Linked DNA regions of Homo sapiens: regions 2 and 3 are each linked to region 1. The links are chromatin contacts, found by Hi-C or POLR2A ChIA-PET in ENCODE. All regions are on one chromosome and are shown on one strand. Each heading gives the region's core, a stretch centred on a gene start or an enhancer-like site at or near the end of the contact. The rest is flanking DNA. Distances are from core to core; before and after follow the strand shown.

Region 1 (2,899 bases), core at 64-2,563:
GCCTCTCCTACTAAATAAGAAATAGCAAAAATTAATAAATGGCAGGCCAGATAGTCTTTCCTTTCCTGAATATAAAATATGTCCTTACATCTGTTACTCTTTACTCAAAGGAGTTATTTTAACCCAGGCCTACTTTTTAGCATCTGTGAAAGAAAAGATAGCTTCAATGTTACTTTTACTCTTCATTAAAAGGAATAACCTCTCAAATTACTTATGGAAAATTAATATGGCAAATATTTTATTAACACCCTAGTATTTGTGCCCTTTGCCCTATTGCTACAGCTGCAAAACCTCAATAAAAGTCATCCTAAAATTGCTATGAGGAACCACAGAAAAAGAATGAAATCTGGTTATAAAATAGTGTCCTACAACTTTTATTGTCAGCAAGTAAATGCCAAGACCACTCAGTGTACTAATATTAGAAATTCAGAGAACTAATTCTAACAAAGCATATTTCTATTTTCTCCTGATGTTTACTGCACCTCAATCACTGTAAGCTGTAAACCACATGACTCACAAAAAGCGTGGTGGGATAAAAAAACACACCCACAGAAAAGCAGGATTTCTCATGCTATGAACATGAAAGTCCTGCTTTATGCATACAACGAATAACTCAGGTACCAAAAAAAGACGTCCTTTTAAATTAAGGATCCGCGCTCTCAATAAAACCTGCAAGTGCATTTTGTTCACTGAACTATAAGTTTGGGAAAAACGCCTTATCAACAGAAATAATTAATTCATTTGAGAGGAGGGGGATCATAAACCCTTTAAAATATGAAAAACTACAAGAGCTCCCCGCAGAAAAAGGCGTGAAACGCCGGCACAGTCCCCGAGAGCGCTCGACCGCAGCGAGGGGAGGAATCGCCTGAACGACGGAGCCGCGGCCCCTCCTCGGGGAACAGCTCGCGCCCCCAGGCGACGCCGGCAGGGCAGAGGCGCGGGGCAGATGCGGAAGCACAGCCCGCAGAGCGGGAGAGTCCGGCGCGCTACCTTCTCGGCGATGCTGTACAGGACCTCGTCCATCTTCATGCACGTAGGATCCCAGTCGTGGCCGAAGCGGATGACGACCACGCGGTCCTCCTCCGAGAGGATGGCCTGGTCCACCTGCCAGCCGTTGTGCAGGTGCGGGAGCATGTACGACATGGCGGCCCGCGCGCTCGCCGCCGCCCAAGGCGGGGCGCCAGGGAGGGCCCAGCGAGGTGGGCTCAGCCGGCCCCTCACTCCCCGGCCCCCGCCGCCCCCGGGCCCACGGACGAAATCCGGTCCCGCCCGCACACGCAAACTCCGCTGGGACTGCCACCCGGCAGAACGTCTGGGCGCGCACGCACCGACGCCGTGCGTGCTGACGGCATGCGCGCGCGCTAGCGCCGTGCGTGCTGACGGCATGTGCGTATAGGCGCCGCGCGAACGTGTAGTTGGCCGGGTGGAGCGGCGGCGACCTGGGCACCGTGGAGCGCCGTTGGTTCCGTCATAGCAGCTGTCGGAGTGGGGGTTCCTCCCCAGCGTCCAGGCGGCCTGGTGGTCCTGAGAAGCCCCGGGCTCGCCGTGCCCTGCCCCCACGCTCCCGCCCCGAGGCCGCCCGCCGCCGCCCGGGCTGTCCTCCAGCCACGGATGGGGACGTCCAGAAAGGCCCGGAATGCCCGGCACTGCGGCTCGTTTTCTTCCTTTCTGGTGCTTGTTTCTGTGTGTTACTAAGACAGTTCATGTGTGTCATTTGTGAAACTTGATCATAAAAATGTGTCGTTGTTGCCATACCCAACCACAGCAGAGTCGAGCAGCGGGGTAGGGAGGAAGCACTGGGCAGGCCGTCCTTGAGGAATGTCACCATCAGGCCGGCTGCTGAGCTGCCTGTTGTAACCTGAAACCAGGTTTTTTAATTTGTCTTTTTATAAAGAAAAAAAATTTTTTTTTGAGACGTGCAGTGACGTGATCTTGGCCCACTGCAGCCTCCGCCTCCCGGGGTCAAGCGCTTCTCCTGCCTCCGCCTCCCCATAAGCTGGGACTACAAGGCGCCAGCCCGGCTAGTGTTTTTTTGTACTTAGTAGAGACGGGGTTTAACCATGTTGGCCAGGCTGGTCTTGAACTCCTGACCTCAAGTGATCTGCCCGCCTCGGCCTCCCAAAGCGCTGAAATTACAGGAAGAAGCCACCGCGCCCGACCTAAAGCCAGTTTTATTCCATAGCTTCAGCATAACTTCCACCTCCAGGACTGATCTGGCCCCCTGGCTTCGCTCACCAGTCAGAGCTCCCCAAACCCTTACTAGTGCCAGTGAACTTTCTCAAAGAGAAATAAGTTAATATTTCTCTTTTTAAAATAAAACCTCTAACCTCTGTTCTTCTGAGAGAGCACTTTGGGTTCATGCTGGAGACTCCCTGGTTTGCAAACTGATATTGATAGTAAAACTCTTGTCTACTATCTAGCTATCCTGGTGGTCCTTTAGATGACAAATTTAAAACAAATCACGCCCGGGCGCGGTGGCTCACGCCTGTAATCCCAGCACTTTGGGAGGCCGAGGCCGGCGGATCGCCTATGGTCGGGAGTTCAAGACCAGTCTGGCCAACATGGTGAAACCCCGTCTCTACTAAAAATACAAAAAATTACCCGGGCATGGTGGCGCCCGCCTATAATCCCAGCTACTAGGGAGGCTGAGGCAGGAGAATCGCTTGAACCCAGGGGGTGGAGGTTGCAGTGAGCTGAGATCGCACCACTTCACTCCAGCCTGGGTGACAGAGTGAGACTCCATCTCAAAAACAACAACAAATCACTATGCAGATGCTGTGGTGTCTCTCAGATGGGCTGTGGCATGGTGAGAACTACAGTCTGAAGAGCCTGCTGGCATGGGGATTGAAATGGGTTCCATGTTTGGTTTCCTCTGGGACACAGCACCATAAGGTGCTTT
Region 2 (2,983 bases), core at 90-2,589, 260 kb after region 1:
TCCCACAACTCTGAGAACCGGGGTGCGAAGAAAGAAAGGGCGAAAGGGCCGCTCAACTCCCAGAGAGTAGCCAGCGAAAGACTCGAGGGGCCCCCTCCCGCAGGACCCCGAACAACTGCAGCACCTCCTCAGCCCGCGGGGTCCACCAAGGAGACCCTCACAAACAATAGCATCTGCGGCGAAGGAACCACCCCCGCAAAGGGCAGAAGCGCCAGATCCTACCAGCCAATTACCCAGACGCGCATCGCGACCCGCAAGTTCGGGCACGCTCCGCCCGGGCGCAGGCAGCGGGAGGGGCCGGGCACGCCCGTGGGGGTGGTCTGGGTACGGGTCTGATCCGGGGGCGCGCTCGGGAGGGGTCTGGGTCTGAGCCGGGGGCGCGCCCGGGGGAGTGGGCTGGGTCTGGGGCGGGGGCGCGTCCGGAGGTGGGGGAGTCTGGGGTGGGGGCGCGCCCGTGGGGGTGGGGTGGGGTGTCTGGCCCGGGGACGCGCCCGGGGAGGCGTGGTCTGGGTCTGGGCCGGGGGAGAGCCGGGTGCGTGCTCTGGGTCTGCGCGGGGGAGCGCGCCTGGTGCCTAGATGTTTGGTACCGAGCGGGTGGGGGACGCCGGGCTCGGAGCCGGCGGCAAGTCTCCTCCTGGCAGGTAACAAGCCTCCTTTGCAGCCTTGAAGGCGCCTTGGCCAGGGCCATCCCACGGCCCGGGCCCCCAGAGCCCCCCCACGGCCCCGAATCCGAGCAGCCCCTGGCCCTCAACTCGCCCCGGAAAGGCCGCCCTCCCCTCCAATGTGTGGCGCGCCCCGATCGCCTCTCACTCGTGGAACAAAAGAGCAGCTCCCGCGGAGCGGGTCCAGAGTCTGCCCGGACTGTCCGATGGCCCTCGGCCCTCTGAGCGCCGCGGCTGCCGGGCTTTGTGTCCGCGCGGGGGGCGGGAAGGACGGCCGGGGTCCCCAGTGCGCGTCCCGCGGAGCGGCGCGCGGCGCCCGAACTGGAAAGTTGTCGCCGGCGCCTGTCGCCTCCACGCCGCCCCAGTCCCCCTCCGCGGGGCGCCCCATTCATTAGCCAGGAGACTGGGCGCAGGGCCGCCGGGGCGGGCGGGGGGCTTACCTTGCTCTTGACTTCCACTGCGCTGCAATCGTAGAATCGCAAGGTCTGAGACTTGTGAAAACTTCGGTTCATGGTTTCGGCCCCGGTCAGCCTCGCCGTCGCCCTCGCTCCTCAGGGGCCGCAGAAAGACTCCCGGGGGCGGCGCCCCCAGGCCCCGGCCCCGGCCCCGGCCCGCGCTCGCTTGGCCGGCGGGCTGCTCCCGGTGCTGCGGGCCCGAGCTGGGCTGGCCGCGCGCCTCAGGGACTCCAGGGGCCGCGCGCGGGAGGAGCGCGGGGGACGCCGGCGCGCGCCGCCCCACCTCCCGGCGCCCGCGCCCGCGCCCCGCCCCGCCCCCGAGCCCCGGAGGACCCGCCCATATCCCCGCCCACAGCCCCGCCCCGCGCTCCGGAGGACCCGCCACACCACGCCCCCACGCTGCAGCTCCGCGTCGGATCGCCAGTGGGTGCGCGCCCTCCTGTCCACAATCCCAGAGCCTGGGGAAAGGAGCATCGCGGCCAGCCCAAGGCGTCTCGTTTTGATTGCCTCCACCGAGCAACCTAGGATAGGGGTTGATTTTTGCCATTGTTTTGGGTAATATTCAAGTGAAGAATGCTAACGAGAACCACTGGAGACCTGATCCCAAAAGGCATCACCTGTCAGTACTAATTGTCAAGTTGCTGATGGCCTGGGAGAAGGGTTTTATCAAATAGGCTTAGAGCAGCCTGGCCAATACGGTGAAACACTATCTCTACTAAAAATACAAAATTAGCCGGGTGTGGTGGGGGGGGTGCCTGTAATCCCAGCTAATGGGGAGGCTGAGACAGGAGAATCGCTTGAACCCGGGAGGCGGAGGCTGCAGTGAGCCGAGATCGCATCACTGTACTCCAGCCCGGGAGGCAGAGCGAGACTCCGTCTCAAAAAATAAAAAATAAAAATAAAGGCTTAGAGGGCTTTATTAGATAGCCTATCTCTAGGGAGAGGATCAGAAGCACCTGCCTGATGCGAAAGGAGACTTTTTCTAAGGCAGCTAGAAAAAGAGAACCTGTTAAGACAAAGAATCAATTACTAGCAGCATCAATGAATATTTACCAATCAAGAGGCCTCTGAAACGGGCTTGCTGAAACCAAAGATACAATCCTTGCCCTTGAGGAATTTGTGATGAAGTTCAGAAGACAAGACAGTTTTTAAAAAATCATTTTGAAGTATACTATGAATTGTAATCTACAAGCCATATAATTATAAATCTCACCATACATTCATTGCAAAAGAAACCTGCAGAATATAAAGAAGTGAAAAAACCTGTAAAAATTACCTGTAGTCATGCTACTCAGCAATCAACTGTATTAACCTTTGGTGTATTTTATTTTCACTTATTTTTCTGCATATATATTTGTATATTTTACAAAGTTGTGACCATGCTGTTTATCTCGTTTTACAACTTGCACTTTTCACCTTGTGCTATATAATGAACTTTTTCTTCTTCTAAAAACAGGATCTTGCTATGTCGCCCATGTTGTAGTGCAATGCCATAATCACAGCTCACTGCAGCCTCAAACTCCTTGGCTCAAGCAATCCTTCCACCTCAGCCTCTTGAGGACCACAGATTTGTGCCACCACACAGACTAATTTTATTTTTATTTTTGTTTTTTGTAAAGATGGGGGTCTCTTTATGTTGTCCAGGCTTGTCTCAAACTCCTGGCCTCAAGCAATGCTTCCACCTCTGCCTCCCAGATGTGAGCCACTATACTCGGCCAGAACGGTTTTATTAAATGTTCTTAGAGAAGATGTTTTCTAAAAGGTGCTTATATGAATATAGGCATAATTTATAATCATTTCATTATTGTTGGATATTTAAGATGTTTCCACTGTTAAGCTTTTATATCACACTGTTTTAAAAATTTG
Region 3 (2,700 bases), core at 91-2,590, 460 kb before region 1:
GGTGCTGCTGGCGGGGCCGGGCATGTGGGGCACCTTTGCTTGCCTGGGTCTCTGGCCCCGCAGAGCCTTGGGCGAGCCAGCCTCGGGTGTGTGTTTGCAGCCAGGGTTCCTCCTGGAGCTCAGTGCCAGTGTGTCCTGTTATCAGTTCCCATGACACAATTCCTGGTTCTCCATCTGTGTTTTATTATTGTTATTCTTAAAAATAGTCGGGGGTTGTTGAAAGGGAATTTGGGGAAGGGAGTGGGGTGATGAAATGCACACTACTAATTGCTCCAGGAAGCCGCCCTGAGACAGGCCGGGGCCTTTGCAGAAACACGTGGGGCTTATCTGGGCTCTGGGCGCTCCAGCCCATGGCAGAGGGAAGCCCGGGCAGTTCCGTGACGTCAGCGCACGCCCCACCAGAACCTGGGAGGGAGATGGGACGTGGCGACAGTGCTGGTGGCACATCCCCTATCTCAGCGCCCATCAGGGCGGCCACAGCAGGAGGTGGGTGGGGCGGGGATGCATGCAGCTCACAAAGGCCCTAACAGTGCCGCTCGTTTCCTCTGCGTCTGCCAGAAGTCACAGGTGACGGGGAACGTCACTGGCCTGTGGGGGACTCAGGGACTCTGCCATCCAAAGGGAAATAAAAATCAGGAAGAGCCTGAGAGGGAGGCTCAGGCGACACTGGTGCTGACACCACAGAAGTGCTGGTGTGGACCTGTGGGTCGCTTGGTTCGTGGAGAGACAGCCACAGCATCTTCCCAGCATCGCGGCCGGCACCTGGCACCTGCACTTTGGCCGTCAGAGACGTGCTGGTACCGTGCTACGGACGAGGGCGGTCACTCTGGCGACCCCAGCTCTCTGCCGAGGCAGCCAGGCACTGGCTCACGACACTCATGGACCAGGGTGGGACCGAGGAGGAAATGTGGGTTCCTGGGGAGATGCCTTGTCACAGGCGTGAGCGTCACTGATGGAGAAGCAGGGCTGGGGGCGTTGCTTTGATGTTTATGGTATTTCTCTAATACTTTCTCAATTTTTCTTTTCTTACAGTAAATGAAATAATACGAAATGACCTCTCCAGCACGAGCACCCACTCCTAGTTGCCACATTGGAGCACTCAGTTCAGCAGGGGTATGCTGACTTCAGCAGACAAAGACTTTTGAATAAATAAACTGAACTCACACCTGGTACCACTCAGAACCTCCAACTGACTGAATGCCAGGAGCTGAACATTAATATGTGCAAAGATTGGCTCTCCAACAAGAAGGAAAGCAGGGAGGAAGGGAGACCACTGTGTCACCTGGAGGAGAAGTCATCTCATGACAACAGAAGGGAGGTGGCCGGGCTGAGCACGGGAGACCCACCGTGCAGGGGCCTTTCATGGGAACGGCCCACACGCAGTTTGACCCCACGCCCAGCCCTTCTGGCACCCCTGGGGTTCAATACTGGAAGTGCCTTATTTAACCAGACCATCAGGGCATCATAGAATTGAGCATTGAATTTGCTACTGTAGGAGTATTTTTAGGAGCAGAAACTGCAAACACATTTCATTGTGAGGTTTTACCCTCTGTATGAATGAAGAGAACGCTGGAAGGCTGCGAGAGGACTCTAGTATGAGTCTCCAACATTTGGAACGTTTCCTGGGCTGTCACGTACACTCCTGCTGCCTTACACAGTGCATTTTAGAATCTTCCAGTCTGTCATCTCAGCTCTTTTGTAACATGCTTCCCTTGTCTGCGCGGTTGAAACCGTAGGCTTGTTCATAGTCGCATGCTCGCATCTTTGTTTTTAATCTGGCTTCGAACATAGCACAAGTAACTTGAATAGCACATCAATAGGTTACTGGACAAAAGCAGAAAAACCTGTTACAGGATAGCCTGCATTTGCATGTGTGTACATATCTAGGCATCTATTTATGTATAAATAATAACAGAGCCGACGTGTCCTCGCCCAGGAGGGCTTCCCTGTCAGCAATAACCGGCATCCGTTTTGGAACCTGCGTCTGGGGCTCCAGTCGCTGCTCTTGCTGGCGTCCATCGCCGCCTCGGACGGCCGTGCATTTTCTCGTCTCACGCAGTTCGAGGAGGACCCTAGAAAGCCAGGAGCTGTGATTGACAGTAGCTGTAGGTTACCAGACGGCAACATTAGAAAGTGATTGTAAATAACATGCAACCTAAGTGTAATATATTTGTTCAGTTATAAGATGATTGTTTCACAGAAGCCTTACCACTCTCTGCTTCATCTAAGAAAACCAATACCAAAAACGCCACTTTAATGCTCAGCCCTGCGTTGTGTGTTTTCAGATGAGTTACTGTTAACAGGTAGGTTTGTGTAGGCCTTGCTGGGCACTCTGTACAATTAGTTGCTTATTACGTATGATTACTCACAGCGATCTATTGTTCCATATAACCAAAAAGCATGGTTTATTCATTGAAACACGGTTGACCTGAACTCGTGCCTTAGGAATTAATGCCCCCTTATGGAACCTGCCTGAATTGCACCTGCGGGTGGAGGCTCCGGCTGTGAAGTCACTGAACAGAACGTCGCTGATGGAGAAAGGGCTCCCGCAGAAGGAACGGCCTGTACCGTGCGCTCCGGCACAATCGCGTCTCTTGTGTCTCACTCACGGAAAGAAACAACCTGAAGGCCATCCCGTCGGTCTGCACGTAACCGTGAAGACGTGTGGCCGCGTCCCACCTGCGGCTGGGTACCCTGCAC

The links. Hi-C counts contacts between places; a loop is a spot of excess contacts on that map. ChIA-PET counts read pairs that join two places held with the same protein, here RNA polymerase II (POLR2A). Pooled maps may share reads with other maps.
Region 2: a loop to region 1 is called in a pooled map, with 20 times the contacts of the local background. The contact joins the promoter of PARD6G here to the promoter of TXNL4A in region 1. A Hi-C loop is called at or near these places in 1 of 37 single-sample maps with no recorded cell type and 10 of 50 pooled maps. POLR2A ChIA-PET finds 5 or more read pairs at or near these places in 1 of 52 experiments (MCF 10A).
Region 3: a map with no recorded cell type shows a loop between it and region 1 (5-fold over the local background). The contact joins the enhancer-like site here to the promoter of TXNL4A in region 1. A Hi-C loop is called at or near these places in 2 of 168 maps with a recorded cell type or tissue (both naive thymus-derived CD4-positive, alpha-beta T cell), 2 of 37 single-sample maps with no recorded cell type and 10 of 50 pooled maps. POLR2A ChIA-PET finds 5 or more read pairs at or near these places in 3 of 52 experiments (activated B cell, activated CD8-positive, alpha-beta memory T cell and activated naive CD4-positive, alpha-beta T cell).

What each region holds. Positions count from the first base shown.
Region 1 is chr18:79,987,250-79,990,148 of GRCh38, forward strand. TXNL4A (thioredoxin like 4A) reads right to left here and starts at 1,314. Exons shown (of 3, transcript NM_006701.5): 1 at 991-1,314. The coding sequence starts at 1,143. RefSeq lists silencers at 1,127-1,366, 1,407-1,696.
Region 2 is chr18:80,246,175-80,249,157 of GRCh38, forward strand. It overlaps PARD6G (par-6 family cell polarity regulator gamma), which reads right to left and starts at 1,340. Exons shown (of 3, transcript NM_032510.4): 1 at 1,103-1,340. The coding sequence starts at 1,174. RefSeq lists an enhancer at 1-479 and a silencer at 1,506-1,565.
Region 3 is chr18:79,526,496-79,529,195 of GRCh38, forward strand. NFATC1 (nuclear factor of activated T cells 1) reads left to right here. Exons shown (of 10, transcript NM_001278669.2): 10 at 1,033-2,700. The coding sequence ends at 1,082. Among named protein-coding and RNA genes, the nearest start is that of NFATC1, 130 kb to the left of the region's middle. Within about 2 kb of position 1,341, at least 2 of the 41 ENCODE cell types and tissues checked have a DNase peak (open chromatin) inside an H3K27ac peak, as active enhancers do.